Linked DNA regions of Homo sapiens: all the other regions are linked to region 3. Evidence: chromatin contacts called from ENCODE Hi-C or POLR2A ChIA-PET data. All regions are on one chromosome and are shown on one strand. The core of a region is the stretch at or near the end of the contact, and the rest is flanking DNA. Distances in the headings are between cores, read along the strand shown.

Region 1 (3,713 bases), core at 103-2,602, 84 kb after region 3:
CGTGCCTGTAGTCCCAGCTACTCGGGAGGCTAAGACAGGAGAATTGCTTGAACCTGGGAGGCGGAGGTTGCCGTGAGCTGAGATCACGCCACTGCACTCCAGCCTGGTGACAGAGTCAGACTTCGTCTAAAAAAAAAATAGCTGGGCTATTACAGGTGGCGGGTGCCTGTAATCCCAGCTACTAGGGAGGCTGAGGCAGGAGAATCACTTGAACCCGGGAGGCAGAGGTTGCGGTGAGCCGAGATCGCACCATTGCACTCCAGCCTGGGCAACAAGAGTGAAACTCCGTATCAAAAGAACAAAAAAACAAAACAGACTGTCTCCTGAAATCCGCAGAGTCCCCTCTTGCTATCCTTGGAATCCATCTGTGGCTCCCACCCCTTCCATTCACTGTTCTGGCTCTTTTAAGAGATTCCCCTTTCGGAGAGACCCTGGCTCCACCTGGAAGGAGCCAAGGCTGACTTGCCCCGGTGTGCTGCCAGCCAAGTGGCTGTTTCCACAGAAATGAGCACCTCCAAGCTCAGGGAACAAAACTTCAAAGATGCCCTCTGCCCGTCCTGGTTTGCACTCCCTCCCTCCAAAGTGTCCACATGAATAAGCTCTCCTCTCCCATTCAACCTGCAGGACCCCAGGCCAGGTGAGGCAGGCAGCTGCTCTTCACTCGTTCCTCCCTGCACTTCCGCACCAAGAAGAGAGGCCACACTTTTTTTTTTTTTGAAACAGGTGTGTGCCACCAAGCCCAACTAATTAAAAAAACTTTTTATTTATTTATTTGAAGAGACAGGGTCTGACCATGTTGCCCAAGCTGGTCTTGAATCCCTGGACTCAAGCAATCCTCTCACCTCAGCCTCCCAAAGTGCTGGAATTATAGGCGTGAGCCACCGCACTCAGTGAGGTCACCTTCCTTCCTTCCTTCTTTCCTTCCTCTCTCTCTCTCTCTGTCTCTTTCTTTCTTTCGATGGAGTTTTGCTCTTGTCGCCGAGGCTGGAGTGCAGTGGCGCGATCTGGACCCACTGTAACCTCCGTCCCCCCAGATTCAAGTGATTGTCCTGCCTCAGCCTCCCAAGTAGCTGGGATTATAAGGCATGCACCACCACGCCCAACTAATTTTTATATTTTTAGTAGAGACGGGGTTTTGCCAAGTTGGCCTTGAACTCCTGACCTCAGGCGATCCACCTGTGTTAGCCCCTCAAAGTGCTGGGAATACAGGTGTGAGCCATGACACCCTATACGTGTAGCTTTTTAGAAAGCATAACAGCACTCTCCCCTCCACTTTCAAAAGTGGGCCCCAGCGGCTCAGACTCCCTTGCCAGTTTCACTTTGGAAAGATGCAGTATGTGAGCAGTGCTGTCTTATTTCCCAGCTGGCCGGCCCAGGAGGCCCAGCCCCAAGGACCAGACACTGTGGGTTGGCCTCGGGGACGATGATCTAAGACAGCTGGAGTGTCTTCCTGGCTGTTAGCAAAAGAGAAACCAACTAATTCACCACAAAGTCCTTAAAAAGAGAAGTAATAGGATGAGTTCTGGCACCTCACTTAAGTCCAACAGGAGTGGGGAAATTCCCCTAAATATCACTTGGGGATCCAGCTTTTCCCTCTCTTTGAACCTCTTTGATGTTTATTTAATGTAATTAATTAACTTATTTAAATTTTTGAGACAGGGTCTCACTCTGTTGCCCAGACTGGAATGCAGTGGCACAATCACGGTTCACTGCAGCCTCGACCTCCTGGACTATAGCAATCCTCCCACCTCAGCCTCCCGAGTAGCTGGCACTACAGGTATAAGCCACCATGCCCGGCTAATTTTTTGTACTTTTAGTAGAGCCAGAGTTTCACCATGTTGCCAGGCTGGTCTCCAACTCCTGGGCTCAGGTGATCCTCTTGCCTGGCCCCCATTTATTTTAATTTGAAGTAATTTCAAACTAACAGGAAACTTGCAAAAATAATGTAAAGAACTCTTAAATACCGTTTACCCAGATTCATCAATTGTTTTGCATTTTGCCACATTTATTTTCTCTTTCTACAGAGTAGATATGAATCCATATCTACATCTATATAGAGAGAAAATAAATGTGGATACATATCTATATGTATATATGGAGATAAACTGATAGACATAGATGTGGATATACACATACATATAATTTTTTTTTTTTTAAGATACAGAGTCTCGCTCTGTCGCCCAGGCTGGAGTGTGGAGTGCAGTGGCCTGATCTCGGCTCACTGCAACCTCTGCCTCCTGGGTTCAAGCAATTCTCCTGTCTCAGCATCCCGAGTAGCTGGGAATACAGGTACATGCTGCCACGCCCGGCTAATTTTTTGTGTTTTAGTAGAGACAGGGTTTCACCGTGTTGCCAGGGCTGGTCTTAAACTCCTGAACTCAGGTAATCCGCCCACCTCAGCCTCCTAACATGCTAGGATTACAGGCGTGAGCCACCGCACCCAACCCTTTTTATTTTTATTTATTTATTTATTTTGTTTTTTTGAGATGGAGTTTCGCTCTTGTTGCCCAGGCTGGAATGCAATGGCGTGATCTTGGCTCACCGCAATCTCCACCTCCCCGGTTCAAGCGATTCTCCTGCCTCAGCCTCCTGAGTAGCTGGGATTGCAGGCATGCGCCACCACACCCAGCTAATTTTGTATTTTTAGTAGAGATGGGGTTTCTCCATATTGGTCAGGCTGGTCTTGAACGCCCTACGTCAGGTGATCTGCCCGCCTCGGCCTCCCAGAGTGTTGGGATTACAGGCGTGAGCCACCGTGCCTGGCAAGTTATCTTTCTTACAGAATGTTCTTCAACTCAGGTGAATCTGACGTCTCCTCATGAACACATTCAGCTTTGCATTCTCAGCTGGAACATTACGAAAGTGATATAGTGTGCTTTGCAGGGCGTGACTTCGGGAAGCACCTGAGGTCTGTTTGCCTGGAAAGGGTGCTGTTAATTTTGATCACCTGGCTAAGGGGTGGTCTAGTTCTGCATAAGTTACAATTTTCCTTCATGCAAGCTATGAGCAATCTGTGTGGACACTTTTAGGTCCTGTAAATGTACTGTTCCTGCTGATTCTTGTAGTGCTTATTTCTTATCAGCAGGAATTGATGCTTTGGTCCCCCTCTTACATTCTTCATCCTTGCCATCCTCCCGTGCTGTGGGGACTGGGACGGAGCCTCCCTTAGCCTGATCTATCAGCACTGTGCTATGAGAAGCCATTGATGCTAACAAGAGATGGGTTCGTGGGGCTTGGACATACTCAGCCCTCTCAGGAGCCTTACTGAGTGAATCCAGGGACACTGGTCCCTATACTGTGGGGCGGATCCACCAGTTAAAGGATAAGGGCAGGCTCAGGGGAAGAAAAGACTCCTTCCCTTGGCCAGGCGCAGTGGCTCACACCTGTAATCCCAACGCTTTGGGAGGCTGAGGTGCGTGGATTACTTGAAGTCAGGAGTTCGAGACCAGCCTGGCCAACATGGTGAAACCCCGTCTCTACTAAAAATACAAAAATTAGCCTGGCGTGGTGGCAGGCACCTGTAATCCCAGTTACTCAGGAGGCTGAGGCAGGAGAATCACTTGAACCCAGGAGGTGGAGGTTGCAGTGAGCCAAGATCACACCACTGCACTCCAGCCTGGCGACAGAACGAGACTCCATCTCAAACAAACAAAAATACTCCTTCCCTTGGCCAGGCATGGTGGCTCACGACTGTAATCCCAGCACTCTGGGAG
Region 2 (4,176 bases), core at 320-2,819, 130 kb after region 3:
GCTACTCGGGAGGCTAAGGCAGAAGAATCACTTGAACCCAGGAGGTGGAGGTTGCAGTGAGCCGAGATTGTGCCACTGCACTCCAGCCTGGGCGACAGAGTGAGACTCTGCCTCACCAAAAAAAAAAAAAAAAAGAAAAAGAAAGAAAACTTTAGCATGTCTGTAATTGGTAGATATAATCTCTATCATTTATTTAATGATAATTAAAAATAGCGGGGCATGGTGGCACATGCCTGTGGTCTCAGCTACTAGTGGGGCTGAAGCAGGAGATTGAGGCTGTAGTGAGCCACTCTGATTGCACCACTCCACTCCAGCCTGGGTGGCAGAGTGAGACTCTGTCTCAAAACAAAAGAAAACAAACAAAAAAACATAATGTAAGAATCATGAAGTGACTTTAAAATCTTTATTTTATAATAATGTTATAAGTTTTCTGAAGCTACTTAATTTATCACTATACAGAATAAACAGATATATAAAAAATGATCAGTAAGTTTTTGTTTCCCTACTAAAGCCAGAATAATGGTCATGAGGTAATAGATAGCATTGGGTGCTTACTATGGGCCAGGCACAGTGTGCCAGCCGTTTGCATGTGTTAGCTAATTTAATCCTCATATAAACTTTGAAATAGGTGCTATCAATACTGTTTAACACATGAGAATTAGAGAGATCATTGTTTGGGTATGGTTGCAGGGCCAGTAAGTAGCAGTACTGTGATTTGTACTAACGTCTTTGGGATTTCAGAACCTGAATCAATAACTTTGTTTATGTTATTTTTCTCTATTTATTTGAAACTTGAATGCTTTCCTAACAGAATTTCTTATGTTCTGTTTTCAGTCACCCTGAAAAAAAAATTCTGAGAATATTTAAGGATATTTCTAAAACATACTAACAACTAGTGAGCCTAGATGGTTCATTAGATGACTTTGGTTGCTTTCAGTTCTCTTGGTAAAATTTGAAAGGCAACTAAAATTTCCATTACCTCACCTCGTTGCATTTTGGGGGCCTGGTTAATTAGTATTTTATAAAGCACTTTAGAGGGTTTATTTATAAACTTGTTAAGGAACCTGACTTGAATGTCTTTTTTTTTTTTAAGGCAGAGTTTCACTGTTGCCCAGGATGGAGTGCAGTGGTGTCATCACAGGTCACTGCCACCTTGACCTCCTGGGCTCAAGTGATCCTCCTCCTTTAGCTCCCTGAGTAGCTGGGACTTGCAGTGCCACCATGCCCAGCTAATTTTTTTTAAATTAATTTTTTTGTGGAGATGAGGTCTCACTGTGTTGCCTAAGATGGTCTTGAACTCCTGGACTCAAGTTATCCTCCCACTTTGGCCTCCCATTACAGGCATGAGCCATTGTGCTTGGCCTCACATATTTTGATTTTAGGATTGTTTTCCAATTGAGAAATGTCTAAATGGTTCAAGTTTAACAAAAATCATATACTAATTTGTTAATTATTTTTCTGTGAGTTCTTTTCTTTCTGCCCTCTCCCTTTCTCCCTTCCTCCCCCTTCAGAGGTTGGTAGAAAAAAAAAAAAAAGGCAAGGAAGTTTCTTTTTGTGGAGAGAGGAAATGACTGTTGGTTCAAGACTTTATCCATATTAGGTATAAACTAAATATAGACGTGTAATCCAGGAGTGAAGTCACATCTATAAAGTTTCTTAAGCAAAGCTAATGAGATCAGCCAGTGCTTTTGGATCTGTTTTTTCCCCCCTTGCTTTTGGCTCACTTACCAAACTGATTAGTCTTATAGTCTGCCTGCCTTTGCTTCTTTAAAAAAAGAATAAAAAAATTATAAGGAATCTTTCTGTAAAACAAGCACACAAATTTTTAAAAAGTTGCTTTGTATATGAAGCATAGTCACTTATGCCTCCCTTTGAGGGGAGGTTATAAATAAATTAGCTTCTTTAATTTCTTGACCTTGTCATTTTCCTCACACCAATTCTTCTTCTTTTTTTTTTGTTTTTTGAGTTGGTTTTATCCTTGAGTCTTTGTCACATATTTTTACTGTGAGGCTGGACTCATCTTTGTAAGTTGTAAGAAACGTGTTTTACTTAGTATTTTCTTGGTTTATTCCATTTTTAACCATTAAAGCAGATCTCAGTATGGCTAAATGGTAATAGGATTTCTTCTGATTGGCTGGTTAGAGAGATTGTAATAGAACGGAATGATGGAATAAATCTGCTTCTGGTCACAGCACATGTCCTTCTCAAATAAGGACTTTGAAAAGTCCCCCAAAGCATTCTTACAATAATTATTTCCAACTCTTGTGTTCCTTCTTAGAGCCCTTTGCAAGCATTCCTAAACACTCAAGCCCTTACGAACGTGCTATGCTTCTGAAGAGAAGAACTATATACACACATCTGTGGCGCATCTTACTATAAATACTTTGGAATACAACTAATTGTGTAAAAAGTTTAGCTTAACATATTTCGGGGTTTTAGGGATCAGTTCATGAAACTAAATGTTCTCCAAGCCTAAGTTGGAATCTGTTCTGAATCCTTCTCTGACCATGTTGTTCCCTTAGCAGAACTACTCTTTCCTACTGTTTGGGGCAGTTTGTGCATTTTTATATTCTGCCACTCATCTGAATCACCTTTAATTACATTTTTGTTCCAGGCTAGAATGTAAATTCCAGGAGATCAAGGATAAGGGATTATTTTCTTTTTTCTTCTTTTTATATTTTAAATTTAAAAAATTATTATGTTCTTCTAAAGACTAAGGGACTATTTTCTTCATCTTTTATATCTACCCCCTACCACAAACCTTTATATATAGGAGATAATTCATTAATTCAGTAAGCATTTATTAGTGTTTTTTGGCAAATTGGTGTGCATAGTATAGGAATATAAGCATGTAAGAGAGAATATATTAAATATTTTCTGTTATTGTGTTCTATATTACCTCATAGTAAAATACCAGAGTTAAAAGTAGTATTCAGTTATTGAACTTGAGACATGTAATTGGGGTTTTGTAACTAGCTACTCACTATATAGCTATTGGTCTAAACCTAACAGATTGGTTTAGAGAACTAGAATATTATGTAACTGGAAGGCCAGGTTCAAGTCCTATGTGTATCCTAATTGATCTGCTACCTCATCTGTCAAGTGGGTGTATTTCTTGGAGGTGATGTTCAGTCCAGTTTGTATTATTTTATATGCCAAGGTAGCCTTAGGCTTGGCTTAAGCTTAGGCTTAGGCAGAAAGTTGAGCCCTGAGATTCCAACGTCAGATCCAGAGAATTAAATTCTCATAATTAGAAGCAATCTATTAGATAACAAAAATAGAGCCAATACAAATTCTTCATGATAATGGAGGCAGTTTGCCAAAGAAAGAAAAAATATTTCAGGAGTGAATTCTTTGACCCGAAAGAATATATTTTATTTCCCAGGTGAGCTCCTGAAAGAAAGTTTAAGGAAAGATTTTGTTTGTTGTATCTAAAATAAAGCAGACACAGAACCATTCTTCTTCTTCTTTTTTTTTTAAAGCCAGTCAAATTTATAGAATTTTCCTTCATCATATTTGAGTAACCTGTGCATTGAAATCCGAAGTAAAATATTTCAGTAAGAAACATCCTGCTATGTTATACTCTTCAGATATTTGAAGTTTTAGGCCAGCAAAGAAGATAGACAAGAATTCTGAATATTAACTTTCACAGCTGAAATACAGTGTTGAATATATAATTTTTGCGGAAACTAATTTTGTAATGTATATATATAGAGAGAGACGGAGTCTTGCTCTCTCGCCCAGGCTAGAGTGCAGTGGCACGATCTCAGCTCACTGCAGTCTCCGCCTCCCAGATTCAAGCGATTCTCCTGCCTCAGCCTCCTGAGTAGCTGGAATTACAGGTGCCCGCCACCGTGTCCAGCTAATTTTTGTATTATTAGTAGAGACGGGGTTTCACCATCTTGGCCAGGCTGGTCTTGAACCCCTGACCTCATGATCCACCCACCTTGGCCTCCCAAAGTGCTGGGATTACAGGTGTGAGCCACAGCGCCCGGCTGATTTTGTAATATATTTTAATGAACATTTAAAAATACATAATCCAAAATTAAAACAAATGAGGAAGATTCATTAATTTATTCATGTTTGTTGAGAGCTAATATTTTATACTATTAATAAAATATTGTATAGCATTTTCATGATTGCAGTTTTTCATTGTTTATGGTCATCTTCATTAAT
Region 3 (3,881 bases), core at 691-3,190:
ATTACATCAAAGACGAAATAGCGTGCATCAGGTAGGATTTTGGCTTTTGTTCTAACAAAAATGAGAGGCTGCTGGAAGGTTTTGAGAAAAGTGTCTGATTAAGGTTTTCTAACAGAACTACCCTGCCGGCTACACTTAGAGTAGATGCTGAGTGGCCAGGGTAGAAGCAGGAAGACCACTTAGGGGGTTAGCGCAGTTCAGGGAAGAGACGATGGTGCCCTGAACCACGATGACAGCAGGGAGGGTTTCTTGATGGTTTGAAAGCCGAGGTAAAGGAAAGGAGTCAAGAGTAACACACGCTTGCGTCCTACACCAAAGGAAAGCCACTGCGGTCAGCGGGAGCCAGGGAAGACCCTGGGAAGGGCAGGTGGTTTGTGGTTTTGGTGGATGGAGGGCGAAGGAATCAGGATTTCAACTTGGGGCACGTGGGACGGTCAAGAGAGAAGTCTGAGCTGGAGATGCAGGGATGTCTCCAGCACACAGCTAGTGTCTCCAGCCACGAGAGCAAACACACACATACTTTCAGGTGGGCTAAGTGCCATGGAAAAAAAGAGAAAAGGGAGGCGAGAGTGTGTGTGGGGGCGGGAACGATGCAAAAGATGGCCGGAGGAGGCCTTTCTGAGAAAGGGACGCCGGCTTTCCCTCCGAGAAAGGGAAGCGAGAAGGGCGAGAAGCGCTTGCGAAAAAGCTGGCAGAGTGGGGCCGGGCGCGGTGGCTCAGGCCTGAAGTCCCTGCACTTTGGGAGGCCAGGAGTTCGAGACCAGCAACAGAGCGAGACCCCCATCTCTGCTTTATTAGATAAAAATAACTTTTTTTTTTGAGACAGTCTCGCTCTGTCACCCAGGCTGGAGTGCAGTGGCGTGATCTCGGCTCACTGCAAGCTCCACCTCCCGGGTTAATGCCATTCTCCTGCCTCAGCCTCCCGAGTAGCTGGGACTACAGACGCCCGCCACCACGCCCAGCTAATTTTTTGTATTTTTAGTAGAGACGGGGTTTCACCGTGTTAGCCAGGATGGTCTCGATCTCCTGACCTCGTGATCCGCCCGCCTCGGCCTCCCAAAGTGCTGGGATTACAGGCGTGAGCCACCGCGCCCGGCCAATAATTTTCAAAATAAGAAAATCTAGCAGTGCGCATCCAACCCAAGGCCCTCGCAGCCAGAGCAGAGGCACCAGGGCGGCCAGGCGAGGCGCTGCGAGGAAGCTGGTGCTTCTCGGAGTCCGAGACCCGGGCTGGGGAGAGCCCGAGGCAGAGCCCGAGGACCACGGCTCTCTGGCGGGCGTCCTGCCCAGCGGCGTGATTACCGGGCCGCCGAAACCGAAACCCATCTACTGGACACTTCCAGCTTCCTCCAAAGGCTGAGCAAGCTGAGCTACAAGGCAGATTTCATGTCTGCTGCCAGGCTCGACCGCTTTACAGACAATCCTCTCTCGTCTGGTAAACGCGTAAAACCTACACAATCACAACTTTCACAACGAGAGGGAAGCCGCAGGCCTCTCGTCGGCGCACGGGCCGCCTCGCCCGCGTCACTCTGAGGTAACAGCCTTTCTCTTCAATCGCTTCATGGAACTCCAGGACGCCAAGCCTCTTCCACTACGGGTCGAAGGATGGGTCACGTCACATTGCGCGAACAAGGATGGTCACGCGCCACAAAAGGACTTGCAGGGCGGGGCGACTCGACGGCCTTCCCTTTTGCTCCCATTGGCTGCGGTCGTCAGGTTCGCCTCCTCCACTACCTACCGGGGAGTTTAGGGCCTGACAGAAGCCCGCCCCCGCTGGCGCTCGTGCGCACGCGTGGCGGGCTCTCGGCGCACTGAGCAGGCGCGGCCTCGTGTCGGCCGGAGGGGGCGGGCGCAACGACGCGCGCTGCGTCCCGGCGCTCGGCTTTCCCTCCGCCGGTCCCGCCCTCCGTCGCGGCGGCGCGGTGTACCCTGGGATAGGGAGCGATCTCCGAGCGAGGCGGCAAGATGGACGCGGGATTTTTCCGCGTAAGTAGAAGCGCCGGGCGCCGGGGTGAGGCCAGGGACTTCTCGGTAAGGCCTGGTAGGAGACCTTAGCTTGGCACAGGGTGGCCAGCGAGGGGAGCTTCGGAGATCTTAAGGATTCCTCCTAGAGCCGGCGCACCCCCCCCCCCCCCGTGCGCTGCGGCGGAGACCGGTGCGCCCCTGCGCAGTCTCCTCCTCCGGAATGGTCCCCCCTACGCGGCGGCGACGGTGGCCGGAAAATGGCGGCGGGAATGGGCCGGGATGGTACCTCGCTGCCCGCCTGCCTGGCGGGGCCTGCAGGCCGAGCGCCGTGCGTGCCGCCGGGTCCTGGGGCCTAGCGGAGCCGGAGGAGGAAGTCCCGAGTGGGAGGCCAAAGGAAAGCCCTAAGGTCACTGGTGGCGGCAGGGCAGGGAGAATATGGTTTGGGGGTACATCTTGGGAGAGCACCTTAGGGGAGGGAGAACAGGAAGAAGCATTCAGCGGCTTTTTTTGAAAAAGCGCCCTCCCCGCCCCCCAACGTCCTCCCTCCAGGTCCTAAGCCTTCGTGGAGGCGCCAGGTCAGGGTTCGCGGGAGCTCCCGCCCAATTTGATATCCCTTCAGGGAGGGGGACGTAGATAACTTGTTGGGACAATGTGAATTTAAGGTTCTGTGAGGGTAGAGGGTGCAACGAAAACTATGCGCGGGTATGGAGGCAGGTTGTGGAGTGATTCAATTCCTTCCCGCCCTCCACATCCCTCACCACCCGCCACCATCGTGTTTTACTCTTGGAGTCCGCTGGTGAAAGGTAACTCTTACCTAGGCTCTGCCAGCGTCGTCTGCCCATCGCCTGCAGGCAGGGAAGTTACTCCGTCGTAGTTGGTTCTCGGGGCCCACACTTTATCAGGCTCGTGCTGGAGCCTGTGTGTCCCATAGTCCCCTCCTGTAGGAAATTAGTACTAGATCAAGATCTAGAAGGGACACAGGACTAGAGTTGAGCACCATTGGTCTCTCAGGGCTTGCAAACTGTTAATGCAGAATGAAGTCGTATAGAAACTAGTTGATCTAAGCCAATATATCCGTTTTCTGAAATACACGTTAGCTCTTCTCTTTAGAGCATGTAATTTGCAGTTTGTGTGTTTTCAAAGGAAAAATTGGAAGGGAGGAGGGCCAGAACTTTAGTAAAAATATCTTTGGACACTCCGAATTGGACATTGAAATCCTTCTTTAATTGGCTTTAAATATGCCAACGAGTTTTTCGTCATGTTAGAATGTTATCCCCCAAGTATTTTACCTAAGAACAACCAGCTGTTCTTAGGCAAACAGTAAGATACTTATTTTGGAATGATAGTTTCAGATTAGCGTATCGAATTTGCAAACTGCTTATGAACTGTCCATTTTGTAATTTCCATCAAAGTGTTTTGTAGTAAATATTCAATATTTTCTGCAGTGCAAGTAGTATTTTGAAACAAGTGAAAGCCTTTTCTGACTTTTGTCAAAATATTTTCTGTGGAAAGGAGTCCAAATAAATAAAAGAGTAAGGTGATTGATGAGCAAATTTTAACATGAAGTTTGCTTGTGGTATTGGTAAAGGTCTGGGAGAGGGGCGAGTTTTTAGTACACAGCCTACAATTGCTTAAATACAAGAGTTAACTGGATTTAAGATCCAAGTTAAAATATTTTAGGGTCATTATCTAGTACCCTGCCAACCAGATGAACTATTTCAGGTAGTATAGAAGTTATATCTTCCATTCAATGAACTTCTTCCACATGCCAGATACTTTACATATGTTATTTCTGGTATGTACACAGCAACCCTGCAGAGTAGGTTTCTATACCTCTATTTTAGCAGGGAAGGAACTATCCTCAGAGAGGCTGGGTAACTTGGTTTACGATCTTACGGCTAAGTAGTGGCACAGTT

Evidence for each region. A loop is a pair of places that touch in the nucleus more often than their neighbours do. ChIA-PET counts read pairs that join two places held with the same protein, here RNA polymerase II (POLR2A). Pooled maps may share reads with other maps.
Region 1: a map with no recorded cell type shows a loop between it and region 3 (5-fold over the local background). The contact joins the enhancer-like site here to the promoter of SRRM1 in region 3. A Hi-C loop is called at or near these places in 1 of 168 maps with a recorded cell type or tissue (head of caudate nucleus), 1 of 37 single-sample maps with no recorded cell type and 6 of 50 pooled maps. POLR2A ChIA-PET finds 5 or more read pairs at or near these places in 2 of 52 experiments (BJ and GM10248).
Region 2: a map of endothelial cell of umbilical vein shows a loop between it and region 3 (3-fold over the local background). The contact joins the enhancer-like site here to the promoter of SRRM1 in region 3. A Hi-C loop is called at or near these places in 2 of 168 maps with a recorded cell type or tissue (endothelial cell of hepatic sinusoid and endothelial cell of umbilical vein) and 8 of 50 pooled maps. POLR2A ChIA-PET finds 5 or more read pairs at or near these places in 10 of 52 experiments (A549, B cell, BJ and 7 more).

The regions. Positions count from the first base shown.
Region 1 is chr1:24,726,304-24,730,016 of GRCh38, forward strand. No RefSeq gene overlaps it. Among named protein-coding and RNA genes, the nearest start is that of CLIC4, 17 kb to the right of the region's middle. Within about 2 kb of position 1,353, at least 24 of the 41 ENCODE cell types and tissues checked have a DNase peak (open chromatin) inside an H3K27ac peak, as active enhancers do.
Region 2 is chr1:24,768,787-24,772,962 of GRCh38, forward strand. All of the region lies in intron 1 of CLIC4 (chloride intracellular channel 4), which reads left to right. Among named protein-coding and RNA genes, the nearest start is that of CLIC4, 25 kb to the left of the region's middle. Within about 2 kb of position 1,570, at least 8 of the 41 ENCODE cell types and tissues checked have a DNase peak (open chromatin) inside an H3K27ac peak, as active enhancers do; they include endothelial cell of umbilical vein, where a contact is called at or near this core.
Region 3 is chr1:24,641,362-24,645,242 of GRCh38, forward strand. SRRM1 (serine and arginine repetitive matrix 1) reads left to right here and starts at 1,941. Exons shown (of 17, transcript NM_005839.4): 1 at 1,941-1,986. The coding sequence starts at 1,966. RefSeq lists an enhancer at 1,513-1,612 and silencers at 1,683-2,002, 2,263-2,322.